2 separate regions of the Homo sapiens genome follow, and region 2 is linked to region 1. Evidence: chromatin contacts called from ENCODE Hi-C data. All regions are on one chromosome and are shown on one strand. Each heading gives the region's core, a stretch centred on a gene start or an enhancer-like site at or near the end of the contact. The rest is flanking DNA. Distances are from core to core; before and after follow the strand shown. Region 1 holds the start of CCDC169 (coiled-coil domain containing 169). Region 2 overlaps ALG5 (ALG5 dolichyl-phosphate beta-glucosyltransferase).

Evidence for each region. A loop is a pair of places that touch in the nucleus more often than their neighbours do. Pooled maps may share reads with other maps.
Region 2: a map of HCT116 shows a loop between it and region 1 (8-fold over the local background). The contact joins the enhancer-like site here to the promoter of CCDC169 in region 1. A Hi-C loop is called at or near these places in 1 of 168 maps with a recorded cell type or tissue (HCT116), 1 of 37 single-sample maps with no recorded cell type and 5 of 50 pooled maps.

What each region holds. Positions count from the first base shown.
Region 1 is chr13:36,293,284-36,300,139 of GRCh38, reverse strand. It overlaps CCDC169 (coiled-coil domain containing 169), which reads left to right and starts at 2,326. Exons shown (of 8, transcript NM_001144981.3): 1 at 2,326-2,503; 2 at 4,283-4,362. The coding sequence starts at 2,421. CCDC169-SOHLH2 (CCDC169-SOHLH2 readthrough) reads left to right here and starts at 2,326. Exons shown (of 16, transcript NM_001198910.2): 1 at 2,326-2,503. RefSeq lists enhancers at 775-1,737, 1,738-2,699.
Region 2 is chr13:36,962,072-36,968,789 of GRCh38, reverse strand. ALG5 (ALG5 dolichyl-phosphate beta-glucosyltransferase) reads left to right here. Exons shown (of 10, transcript NM_013338.5): 8 at 3,064-3,215. Among named protein-coding and RNA genes, the nearest start is that of ALG5, 34 kb to the left of the region's middle. Within about 2 kb of position 2,834, at least 4 of the 41 ENCODE cell types and tissues checked have a DNase peak (open chromatin) inside an H3K27ac peak, as active enhancers do.

The DNA.
Region 1 (6,856 bases), core at 1,077-3,576:
GGGCTTCTGCCTGTAACTGGTTCCAGAAATAAAAACTCTCTTCCTCCCCAGTTCATCTACATGTTCTTACTGGGTCACAAGAAATAGCAACCCAACCCTCAGTTTGGTCTGGGAACACCCTGTGCAGCTCTCCCCTCCAATATCTGCCCTGCAAAGTCTAGCTGCCTTGTTCTCTCTAGACTCTTAGAGAAACTCCGTTTCCTCAACTTAGGGCAACCACCAGCCTCTGCCTGTTTTCTCCCTTTCTGCTTTGTACCCTGGCAGGCCCAGGCCAATTTGGGAGCTTGCCTCATTTGTGTCTCATCTCTTGGTGATCGTTTTCCCTTATTGCCTGATGTTCAATGTTCTTTTTTTGTTCCTCTTAGTTTTTTAGTTGTTTCAGGCAGGAGGGTAAATTCAGGTCCTTTATCTCTGCCAGAAACACAAATCTGTGGTTTCTGTAGTTGTTGACAAACCTGTTTTCTGCTTGCCTTTGCTCCTAATTTCCCACAGTGAGATCCTGCTAACAGATCTTTTTAAGAAATCCTCTGGGTCGGGTGCAGTGGCTCATGCCTATAATCCCAGCACTTTGGGAGGCAGAGGTGGGTGGATCACGAGGTCAGGAGTTCAAGACCAGCCTGAGCAATATGGTGAAACCCCATCTCTACTAAAAATACACAAAAAAATTAAGCCAGGCATGGTGGTGCGTGCCTGTAGTCCCAGCTACTTTGGGAGGCTGAGGCAGGAGAATTGCTTTAACACAGGAGTGGAGTTTGCAGTAAACTGAGATTGTGCCACTGCACTCCAGCCTGGGAGACAGATGAGACTCCGTCTCAAAAAAGAAATCCTCTGTATATTTGGATTTGTCAACAGATAATCTAGTCCTTTTCACTTCATTCTATTCTGTTTACTTGGTTGTGAGTTGCCCTTTCAGACTTAACAGCTAGACAAAATTTTGATAAGCATACCTCCTATATTAGGGTAATTCACAGAAACAGAACCAATAGGGAGTGTGTGTATAAAAGATTTATTATAAGGAATTTGCCCGTACAATTATGAAGGCTGAGAAGTCTCAGGATCTGCAGTTGACAAGCTGGAGATGCAAGCAAACTGATGTGCAGTCCCAGTCTGAGCCCAAGGCTGGAAAAGTGTTCCAGCTCAAGCTGTTTGGCTGTAGGAGCTCCCTCTTACTCCTGGGAGGTCAGCCTTTTTGTTCTATTCTGTCTTCGGTCGATTGGCTGAGGCCCACCCACATTGGGGAAGACAATGTACTATACTCAGTCTACCAATTGAAATGTTAATCTCATCCAGAAACTCAATTGGAAAACTATGTATTCACAACACTTCTGACACCAAATTGTGTTTTCCACACCAATTATCCCATTCTCACTAAAACCTTGGTCTCCACAACCCCTTTATTCTCTAAAGACATTCCTAAGTCTTTAGTCAGTAACTTTTCAACCAATTGCCAATCAGAAAATCTTTGAATCTAGCTGTGACCTGGAAGCCACCCCGTCCCCCACCCCTTCCAATTGCCCTGCCTTTCCCGATGGAACCAGTGTATATCTTAACATGCATTTGATTGATGTCCCATGTCTCCCTAAAATGTATAGAACTAAGCTGTACCCTGACCACCTTGGGCACGTGTTCTCAGAATCTCCTGAGGGCTGTCACCCGCCATTGGTCACTCATTTGGCTCAGAATAAATCTCTTCAAATATTTTACAGAGTTTGTCTCTTTTTGTCAAGGAAACACAGATGTATCAAGGGTAGGATGCAAACTTTGTGATTAAAAATATAATGAAATTTCAAGTTGCAGTGAGCAGCTCTGAGGTATGTTCATGAACAGCACACAGATGCAAAACAATAATCTGGAGGGTTAGCAGTCTTCCCGAGTTCAGGAGGTACCTTTTTAAGACCAGTTCCTCCCGCTCCGACACTGCCAAATCAGCGACTCTGGTGCTTGTTCAACTGAAGCAAAGAAGGGCGCAGCTAATCTTGGATCCAGCGTTTCCCTAACAAGGGCTAAGAGTGAAGCCGACTTTGCCGTCCGGGGCAATGTTTAGGAAAGCAACCAAAGCCAGCAGGAGGGAAGAAAAAGGAGAGGGATATTCTTGGCCCCCTGACACTCCGCTGTGTAGCCGGAGCACGTCTAACCCCAGCGTCTTGAGCAAGGAGTGTCCCTGGAGCTGTTATCCAGGGTCGCTCCACCGCACAGAGTAGGCTTCTCCAGTCTCCCCGGCTGCCCTCGCCCCACCCCCTGCCGCCTGCGGGCATCGCTTTATGACGTCACCACGTGCCTCTGCGGGCAGGCGCGGGAGGTGCGACCGGGGGGCGGTTGGGGTTCACCGCCTCGTGCCGTACTGGCTTCTGGGTGGCCCTTAATGTCTTGTGCTCTAAGGTGCTGAGGGGAAAGACGCGGGAGGTCTCTGGCCTGACACTATGAAGGAAGAGAGAAACTACAACTTCGACGGTGTGAGCACCAACCGCCTGAAACAGCAGTTGCTGGAAGAAGTCCGCAAGAAGTGAGTCGGCGGGCGGCGCGGTGTGGGGTCCCGTCCACACCCCCCGAGCCTTCACCTGCAGAGTCTCAGGGCTGAAGCCGCTGAGGGTGCTGTAAGACCGGCGCCGTGATTAACCCCTGGGCACTTCGGTCTGGGTTCCAAAAGTATTCCATGCGAAAGATTCACGTGCCTCTTTGAGTAAGCCTTTGGTATTGTTAAGTAGGCAGCTTTCCGGGTAGGATGTGCTGCCCTTAAGGATCCAATCATATGGCGTGTATTTTGCCCATATACTGTAATGCCAAAAGTTGTGTTTGGTTTTGATGTCTCCATAAATCCAGGTTTTCTGCTTAAAATTCCAAAGATTTTATTTAGTTATACGGGGTTTTTTTTTTCTTTCATCCCTTTAAGGGGAACTTCATAAAATGACATTTAGTAAAACTGTTACTCCTCCTTTATGCTTTTTAAAAACAGTATTCGTACTTCGTGTTAAATTTTTGAAACATTTAAAGTATTTTTTGGACATACTCCCAACTCCATCCACAAGTCCCGTGAGAATTGGACTCTCCTTTGTGCCTAGATAGGGTTCTGGGTTTTCCTCTATTGTAGCTCCAGTCACAGTATTTTAATTGCCTGTCTATTTCTTGTTTTGCTACCAAACTACACGCGTTCTGAGGACAGGTTCTGTGTATTCTGAGGAAGTAGAGAATAAGAGCAAGTACTTGAGGACAGTCCTGCAAAAACACAAACTCCATCTCTTGTCACTCAGTAACTATGCAATCTTAGACAAGTTAATTAACCTCTTTAATCCTCAGTTTTCTCAGCTCTAAGACTGGTATACAAATAGTCATCTCATACCTCCTGCTGTTGTTCCCAGGTTGGAATGAAATGCACTATAAAGAACTTAGCATTGGCTTGTGATACGCATCCAGTGGAACTTTGCTGCCGCTATTGCTATTTTTCTGTTCACTGTTCACTGAATTCTTCCGTATTTAATACAATGCCTTGAACATAATAGGCACTCAAAAATATTTATTGAATAAATGGCCCTGTCATATGATAATGTTCTATTTACTGATGCCCTAAATAGCTAACCTTTTAAATTAGTGTTTGTTTTTTTCTCTTTGTTTCAGTTTGTCAGCTGTTATGTATTGCCCTAGGTATGCCTTTCTGTAATAATGTGCAGTGCCTAATTTGCTTGGTTCTGAAAAACCAGGTAACTAACTTCTTTAGGATGATATTTAAGTTAAAAATAAAGGATTTCCAAGGGCCGGGCCTGGTGGCTCACGCCTGTAATCCCAGCACTTTGGGAGGCCGAGGCTGGGCGGATCACAAGGTTAGGAGTTCGAGACCAGCCTGGCCAATATGGTGAAACCCTGTCTCTTCTAAAAATACAAAAAAATTAGCAGGGCTTGGTGGCGCATGCCTGTAATCCCAGCTATTCAGGAGGCTGAGGCAGGAGAATTGCTTGAACCCGGGAGGCGGAGGTTGCAGTGAGCCGAGTTTGCACCACTGCACTCCAGCCTGGGCGACAGAGCGAGATTCTGTCTCAAAAAAATAAATAAAAATAAATAAAAGATTTCTAATGGTTGCCTGGGGGTCTTTGAGCTTTAGTGCATATTTGAGTCCTAGAACTGACTAATTGGAAGCCTTCCTTTGCCTGAGTCTTATTTCTTAACCAGTCCTTCAGTAAATAATGTGTCATAGTAAATTGTTCCTGAAGTAGTAGTGGGTTACTATGTATTATTTTTCTGATGTTATTTTTAATTGAATTATAATCAACAAAAATATTTTAAATAACAGGGATGCAGTGCAACTCTCAATATTTGAACTAAGACACAAGATTACGGAACTGGAAGCCAAACTCAATACTGACAATGAAGGTATATAAGTAAATACTTATATTTGTGACTCCTGTATAATTATTGTTCATTTTACCAGGATATCTATGGTGCATTAAATTCCATATATTGAATAATAGTACCAACATTTCAGTATTGCTTTTTGGCCACATTAATGATAGTTTATGATAGAGGCTTTAAAACTGATACTTCAGAATATCAAACCTATTACTATTTAATTATTTTTCTACCTTTCAAGTTCAAAATGTTCATTAATTAGCAAAAACTTTGTTACATGACATCAATATATTATTTCTTTATTAAATAAATATCACCAGTTTTCTATTCACCTCAAGTTACACTCTTTATATCTTAACTTCTAGGTTTGGGATATGTTTAAAATCCGTATCTAGGTTTTAGCTATTGTTGTTGGAAGAATGTGTGTTTGGTGTGGAGGATGCTGTGTACCTACACACTCATATATCCTTAAAATTTGTAATGTATGCAAGATATGACCCTGCCATATGTCAACACTTTAAATGGAAGACCTTTGTTTTCCCTGTTCTAAAGAGGTTCATTGACTATTGGGAGAAAGTATCAAATCAGATTATGGATATGAGAAGTCATATAAGTTCTATGTAAGGATAAATGAAAACTTAGGGAAGGGAAACCTAACAGAATTCGGGTGAGTTAATAAAGACAGGCTTTCCAGAACAGGCATTGTTTGAACTGAATGCTAAAGAACAGGAGGACTTTATTAGGATTATCAGGGTGGGCATTTATAAGGGAGGAGACCACCCCTCATATTGTCTTATGCCCAATTTCTGCCTCCAGAGAAAGAAGAAATAAAAACTAAAAGGCAGAAATGAAATCCACAGGCAGACAGCCCAGCACCACACCCTGGGCCTGGTAGTTAAAGATTGACCCCCAACCTAATCGGTTATGTTATCTATAGATTACAGACATTGTATGGAAAAGCACTGTGAAAATCCCTGTCCTGTTCTGTTCTGTTCTAATTACTGGTGCATGGAGCCCCCAGTCACGTACCCCCTGCTTGCTCAATCAATCTCAACCCTCTCATGCAGACCCCCTTAGAGTTCTAAACCCTTAAGAGGGACAGGAATTGCTTACTCGGGGAGCTCATTTTTTTGAGATGTGAGTCTTGCTGATGCTCCCGGCCGAATAAAGCCTTACCTTCTTTAACTTGGTGTCTGAGGGGTTTTGTCTGTGGCTCGTCCTGCTACATTTATACTCTTCCTCAATTGGGGAGCCATGAACAAAAAGGAATAGTGGCCATATGGGAAATAAAATGCCACTTTCTATAAGTACCCAGTGCTTTGTTAAAGCTTGGTTGCAGAATACTACTTTGTCCCAAGGCTGAAGTAGCTTCCTCTATCTCCATATCTATATCTTAGATATAACCTCAGTCTCTGGGGGCAGGCTCTCAGTGTACTTATCAAGTAGCTGCGTTGGCAGGGTAACTGGAACGTCCTCATGTACCCAGTTACAGGAAAAACAGAAGGCATGCTCACAGGTACACATGCAATAACTATGCCCAGTAGTAAAATGTGGCTCAACAAGTTGTAGCAGTTCTCAAAAGAAGGAGCTAGTATGTGGGTATAAAGAGAAAACGTCAGAATGATAGGAGAGAAAGTTCTTTCCTTAGTGGGCCAAAAGTAAGGCCTAAGGTGAAGGGCAGAAACATTTACTCCTTTAAAGCCAGGGACTGTGTCAGGTGAGGTAGTTATTATTATCCCCATATATGGAAGAATGAAATTCAGGAATTCAAATAACTTCTAAGGTAATATAGCCAGGTAGTGGCAGAGCCATGACTTGATCCTAGATCATCTATTTACCATGCCTTCAGTAAATGATAATACAACTTCCATCTACCACATCACACTCAAAACACTTCTGCTTGTCTTTTGCTGCATAGCAAATCACCCTATAATTTAGGAGCTTAAAACAACAAACTCTTATAATTCTGTGGATTAACTGGGTTGGTTCACCTGGATGGTTCTTGATTGGGGTCTCTGGTTGCAATCAGGTATACTGAAGATTCAAGTGAGCTGGTCATTCCGTGATGACTCATTCACATGGCTAACATCTGACACTGGCTTTTGACTGGAAGCTCAGCTAGGGCTGCCTGTCAGAAATGCCTCTTGTACCTTTTTCTTCTCACAGCATGGTGGTTAGGTTCCAAGAGGATGTATCCCAAGAGCAAGCATTCCAAAAGACATAAGTAGAGACTGCCAGGCCAGTCAAGGGCTACTCCCAGAACTGGCACAGGGGTATATCCACTGTATTCTGTTGGTCATAGTAGTCACAGATTCAAGGGACTGGAGAGGTAGACTGCTTTTAAGGTCACATTACAGAGCAACACATGGGATGGGATATATTATTGGCAGTCATCTTTGGAAAATACAGTCTGCCACAGGAGCATTAAACATAAAGCCATTTGGGGAATATGCTAAGTAATTGATAAAAATGGAACATAGGTCATAATGAGAATGCATTAGGAGATGAGGTTAAAGTT
Region 2 (6,718 bases), core at 1,585-4,084, 670 kb before region 1:
ATTTCCCTTCGTGTGCTGTCAGTAATAAACCCCTGCATGGTGATCAATCTGTGGACAATGAGAAAATTATAAAAGAACTAATCAAGATAGCAAATGACAACTTCGGTAGCTTATTGCCTAATGTTCAGAAACATCTTTCCTTGATATTTTTCTACATTTCTCAATTATTCTACCACCTCTTTTACTGCTCCCTTGGAAGACAAACATGACACTGCCCTGATAGAGTCTTGTATCATCCTTAAAAGTGCTTACATTCCCATGTGTTCTGTATAACGGTAATGTTTATATATGGTCTGGCTATTCTTGAATTTATCATTTTAAAAGGATTCAAAAATAGAATCCATTAGTGGTTACTTAATGTTTTTAGTTTTTGTTTAAAGAGTCTTTGCTTAAGTCCTGGGACTTCTTTGAACTTCTTATTTTAAGTTAATGAAATTAGAAGTCACCTTTAAATTTCACCTGAATTAATTTCTTGTTTACATTTTATAAACATTGAAGATACTAGCGTTAACACTGAAACAGTGAAAATTGTTTTCCTTAATGTTTTAAATGGCCATTTCAGAAGATCATATAAGCCTTCTCTCTTTTAGTAGCTTCACTTAACTAAATAAGTCTATCCTATATTTTAGGTATCTTCTAAATTTTAAGATATTTTGCAAAGTTCTAAAAACAAAAACAAGATTATCTTGTTTGTGACTAACCTTGTTAAGCTTTTAAATATGTTAGAAATCAAATAACTTAAGGTCTTCATGTGAACTCTACATTTTTCTGCTTTTTAAAAAATAGCCATTATCCTAAAGCAAACAAAAATCCTGTTATTAACATCCAAGCCAGAGCAGTCATGAATAGTTTTATTTGCGAACAAATAAGCTCACTCAAATCACATTAAAAATCACTCAAGGAGAATAATTTATAGGTATTGTTTTTCTACCTTTAATTTTTATTTTTCTATCTTTCAATTTCTATTTGTTCCTTTCCTAAGCATAAGTGCTCTTTTGGAGGTTTAATCAGTCAACCAGTATTTATTGGAAGTATTTTGTATGGAAGGCACTGAGCAAGCTGTTGTGAGATTCCTAAAGTATTTTAAGATGAGGTTTCTGCCCTATCTACTTAGAGAGGTAAGACATATTTACATCAACCCATAACTAATGATTCTAGATGATAAATGAGAAGTGCTAGATCATTTTTAAAAGTTTGTTTTACATACCATATAGATAAGTATTTTATTCTTCCTTTCCTTCCTGCCCTATTTAATACATAAGTAAAATTGTGGTCAGGAGAGTAAAGTAAGCTTTCAAGCTTTCTTCCTGTATGAAGAACATTATTGAGTTCCTGTTATTTTCTGTGCCAAACACTTCGCTATATTCTTTAAAATAATCTCATTTAATCCTTATAATAACTTTGTGAGGTAGGCATTATTCTCATTTTATCAGGAAATGGACTTAGAGGGCTGAAGTAACTTGTTGAAGGTCACCCTGCTAATTAGTAACGGAGCCAGGATTCCAATATAGGCCTCCTAGTTTGGTGCTTTTTCTTTTCTTTTCTTTTTTTCTTTTTTTTTTTTTTTGAGTTGGAGTCTCACTCTGTCACCCAGGCTGGGGTACAGTGGCGCCATCTCGGCTCATTGCAACCTGTGCCTCCCAAGTTCAAGCGATTCTTCTGCCTCAGCCTCCTAAGTAGCTGGGACTACAGGCGTGTGCCACCATGCCTGGCTAATTTTTGTATTTTTAGTAGAGATGGGGTTTCGCCATGTTGGGCAGGCTGGTCTTGAACCCCTGACCTCAAGCAATCCACCTGCCTCGGCCTCCCAGAGTGCTGGGATTACAGGTGTGAGCCACCGCACCTCGCCTGATTTGGTGCTTTTTCTTTGTTACTCTGTTCCACTGTGGTTCTGTTTGGTGTTGATGGAAAAAGCCATGCAAAGGAAGAACGATACTAAAAATTATAATTTTGAAAAGCAAAAGCCAAAAGGAGGAAGGGACCTTTATCCCATAGTATGAGATATTAAATGTTCTAATAGACTCTTAATAGGTTGCTTATGTATGTAAGTAACGCATCATTACTTGAGTCTATTGCCTTAACTAAGGAACATTTTAAAAGATCGTGTCTTAAAGAAGCTGGGTATAGTGGCACACGCCTGTGATCCCAGCTGCTCTGTAGGTTGAGGCAGAAGGATCACTTGATCCCAGGAATTTGAGGCTGCAGTGAACCATGACCACACCACTGGACTCTAGCCTGGACAACAGAAGGCGTCTCTGTCTCTAAAAAAAATTTTGTTATTTTATTTTTTAGAAAGATCCTATCTTTTACTAAATCTTAAATGTGAAAGTCTGGAATCCAGTGATAATAATCTTATGTTCTTATGTTTTAAAATGTGCTATGTTTTATGAATAATGGAATATTCTGTTACTACTAATAAAATTAATCATCAGTAACAGTAGTGAAACTTCAGATGGGATTAAAACCTACTTAATCTTAATATCCAAAGTATTAAAGAACTCAATATTTTAAATGTATTTAATTAGATCTCTGGCATGCTTAGAAAGACCAGGTGTTTGTTTCAAACTCCTTTCTAGTCCATAACCTTCATGATACTCTGCTATACATCTTCTGTCAATATTCTCATTAGTTAAGTATCAACTGCAGGCTTATATCTGTGCTTTGTTTTGTCAATACATCCTGGAAACTGACAGCTTTTTTGAAACTGAAATACATGTGGGGCAAAGCAGCATAAAATATGTAAGTAAACAAGACGTTCTCCTTGCTCACAGCAGCAGCCCCAAACCTGTTTCTCCTGGTAGGCTAAAGCCCTGGCCGCTTGTCTGACTCAACCTCCAGGAAATGAGTAACTGCTTCCTAGTGCCTCTACTCTGCTCCAAGCAGTAGGCATTCTTGCTGTTTCTTTAATATACTTTGTTGGTGAAGCTCATGGAACAGTGGTGTTCTTATGTAAGATCTACCAGTCAATTAAATATTAAAATACAGTTGTCTACAGCCAGGTGTTTTCAGTGTCTCCTTTACAGATGAATGGAAAAGTCATTTATATTTTGTCTTTGTTTTCAGCGTTCTTACTTCCGTACTCTTCTCATGTATGGGTTCCACTTTCTGGTGTGGTTCCTTTGTGTCAAAGGAATCAGGGACACACAGTGTGGGTTCAAATTATTTACTCGAGAAGCAGCTTCACGGACGTTTTCATCTCTACACGTTGAACGATGGTAGGTTTCTGACTGGAATGTATCCAGTCTGTCTTATGACCCAGCCATCTTCTAGGTAATGAGAAACAGCCCTGTATATTTATAATGAACATGTAGATTTAAACAAAATTGACAATAATGTATGTAAACTTGATCTTGCCTTTATACTTTTCCTGAGTTGGATCTTATTTTGAAAATACACAAACCCAACAATATGGTATAAAGTTATGTGTGTTCACCTTAATTGTAGACAGTAGAAATTGAGTGGCCTGAAAACATTTTTTTTCCTTTGAAGAAAAAAGAAAAAGCTCAGAAACATCAAAACAGAATAGGGCACCCATTTTCTCTTTTCTTCCTTCTACGGAAGATAAGGTGTCTTTCCTAAGACCGATCTTTTGACCTCTACATCTCCTTCCACCTTGTCAAAACCTAATCCTGTCCATGTATTTCATCTCTTGTGTATTCAGCCTTTTCCCTTCCATCACATCTTTCCCAGAACCCTTTCCATTGACCCTGCTGTGCCCTTCCAGCTCTAGCCCTGTCTCCTTCACAAGCAACCTTCTCTTGAAAAAGTGTTTTATATTCACTGGCTTTGTTTTCTTGCTTCCCACTCACTCCTCACCCCACCTTCTTCATATGGATTTTCTTCCATGCCTCATCATTTTTTTTTTTTTTTGAGTTTCGCTCTTGTTGCCCAGGATGGAGTACAATGGCAGGATTTCAGCTCACTGCAACCTCCGCCTCCCGCGTTCAAGTGATTCTCCTGCCTCAGCCTCCCAAGTAGCTGGGATTACAGGTGGGCGCTACCACACCCAGCTAGTTTTTGTATTTTTAGTAGAGATGAGGTTTCACCATGTTGGCCAGGCTGGTCTTGAACTCCTGACCTCAGGTGATCCACCCAAAGTGCTGCGATTACAGACGTGAGCCACTGCACCCAGTCTACTTCATCTTAACATCTAGCCACCTCTATGTCATTGAAGCCAGTGGTCATGTTAAATGACCACTTGTCACACTTAACCCATCAGCAGCATTTGATACTCCTGAGCTCTCTTTTGAAATATACTGGAGATACAGGTGGCTAGCACTGTTGTACAGAAGCTGAAACCCTGACATCAGCCCTGACATTCTCCACATGCATATATCCAATCCATGACAGGGCCTGTTGATTTTAGCTTTTGTGTTCCTCCATTTCTCTCCATCTCTACCACCGCCATCCAGAACACCATCCTTCTCCATACTACCATGCTGTAGCCCACAAGGTCTTTGCAAACTTAAGTGTGATCAATCATATGCACCTCTTCTGCTTATATTCCTTCATGGGCTTCCCATGGTCTTTAGTCTGGCCCCACCTGTGTCTCCACATGCGGACTCTTTTCTTTTCTAACCACGCCCCTTCTCACCTTCTCCTTCAGATCTTCCTTAGGGTAGCCTGCCCTCACTCTCTAAAGATAATATAATTAGCTCGGGTGCCCCTAATTATATCCTGTTGCAGTGCCATGTGCTGTATTCATAGCACCTATGACATTTGTAGTTTTTTCTTATATTTGTGTAATTACTTAATGTTTCTTTTTCTCGATTAAAGCATAATCTTTCTCCATGAGAGCAAGAGTCACATTTAATTTTACTTATTAGTATATCCCACTATCTAATATCATGCCCAGCACATAGTAGGTACCCAGTAAATACTGTTGAAAGAACTAATACTTAGTCATGGGTTCTGTGTGAATCCTGTTCATGTTGGGTATCTGCATGATTATGCCAGTATATGTCCATTTTTATACTCTCTACAATTTTTGTGCATCTGTTTTCAAAGACCTGTTGTCTTCCTAGAAATATATGCCATATAACCCCCAAAATACTACTTTAAAAAATGTATTTTCAGAATTATCATTCAGACTTTTTAAAATCTTGTTTTTCTAGATTAAAACATTTTAAGTAGTCTACATTAGTTGTCAAATTTAGATATGTGTTTTTATTATGTTGAAAAATAAAATAAACTCATAGTTAATAGACTTCGAAATCAGAAAATCTAATTTAAGAAACGACTCTAGAAGTAAAGCCCTCTGTCTGCATTAGCTATTTTTCAGTCAGCTATTGCTCCAGAACTAGGGTCAGAGATGCAGGTTCTTTGTGGTTTGAAAGGAAGAATTTAGAAATTGAGAATACTATTTTTCGTTGTTGAGGATCTTTCATTTTTGTTGAAATATAAAAGGTTAGGATTGATAACTTAAAAATCATGAAGCTTCCCTGTCAGGATTGTTCTAGGGCAGCATTGTTTAATAGAAATATGAGACAAGAGGCAAGGCATATATGTAATTTCAAATTTTCTATTAGCCACATTTAAAAAGTAAAAAGATGGCTCATGCCTGTAATCCCAGTTCTTTGGGAGGCCAAGGTGGGGAGGATCACTTGAGGCCGGGAGTTAAAGACCACCCTGGAAAACATAGCAAGACCCTGTCTCCAGAAAAAAAAATTTTTTTAATTAGCTTGGTGTGGTGGTGTGCACGCCTGTAGTCCCAGCCACTCAGGATACTGAGGCAGGAGGATCTCATAAGCCCAGTTTAGGCTGCAGTGAGCTATGATTGCACCACTGTACTTTAGCCTGGGCAACAGGGTAAATCCTGTCTCTTAAAAAAAGTAAAAAGCTGATCAGATTTACTTGTTATCCAATATATTTCCAAGATATTGTCATATCACCATGCAATCAGTATGAAAAAAGTTGAACTATTTTACATTATTTTCTTTGTACTATATATTCAAATTTACAGCACATCTCAATTCAGACTAGCCACATTTCAAGTGCTCAGTATCCTCATGTGCTGAGGGGCTGTTGTATTAGACAGCAGTTCTTGTGGGGTTAAGTTAAAGAACATTAATGGGGTTTTTTTCTTTTTTTAGTGTTAATGTTACATGCAAGCCTTTTATTTATTTTGTGTTAATTGACATAAGATTGACCTCACTTAGTGGCTGGGGATGGTGGCTTACAGTGGTCATCCTAGCACTTTGGGAGGCTGAGGCAGGTGGATTGCTTGAGTCCAGGAATTTGAAACCAGCATGGGCAACAATGGTGAAACCTGTCTCGGTTTGTTTTTTGTTTTAATTTTATTAGGGAAAAAACAAGATTCACCTCACTTAAAATTTTAACTGCTCACATTTTTCTTTAGGGTACATTATGTTTATTTGGTGCCTCTAAAGGAGAACCACCAAGTATACATGTATCAGCTTAATGAGCAGTATACCCTTCACCACAATAATACGTCATCAGTGGTTTTTATTTAAACATCTTTGTTCCTGCACTTTAAATCAAGACTAAAGAACAATATAAGTTACAGAAACCAAGTTGTATATCTATGCCTTATTTCCAAATGTCACCTTTGACATTTGACTATTTTTTCTTAAGGATTCATTGAAATTTTTCTCAGAACTTTCAAGAAATCGAAATCAAATAGAGTTTCTAGGTACTAGAAATCTGTAAAGGAGTATACCTAAAATTAAGACTTTTGGTATCGGCTGGGCGTAGTGGC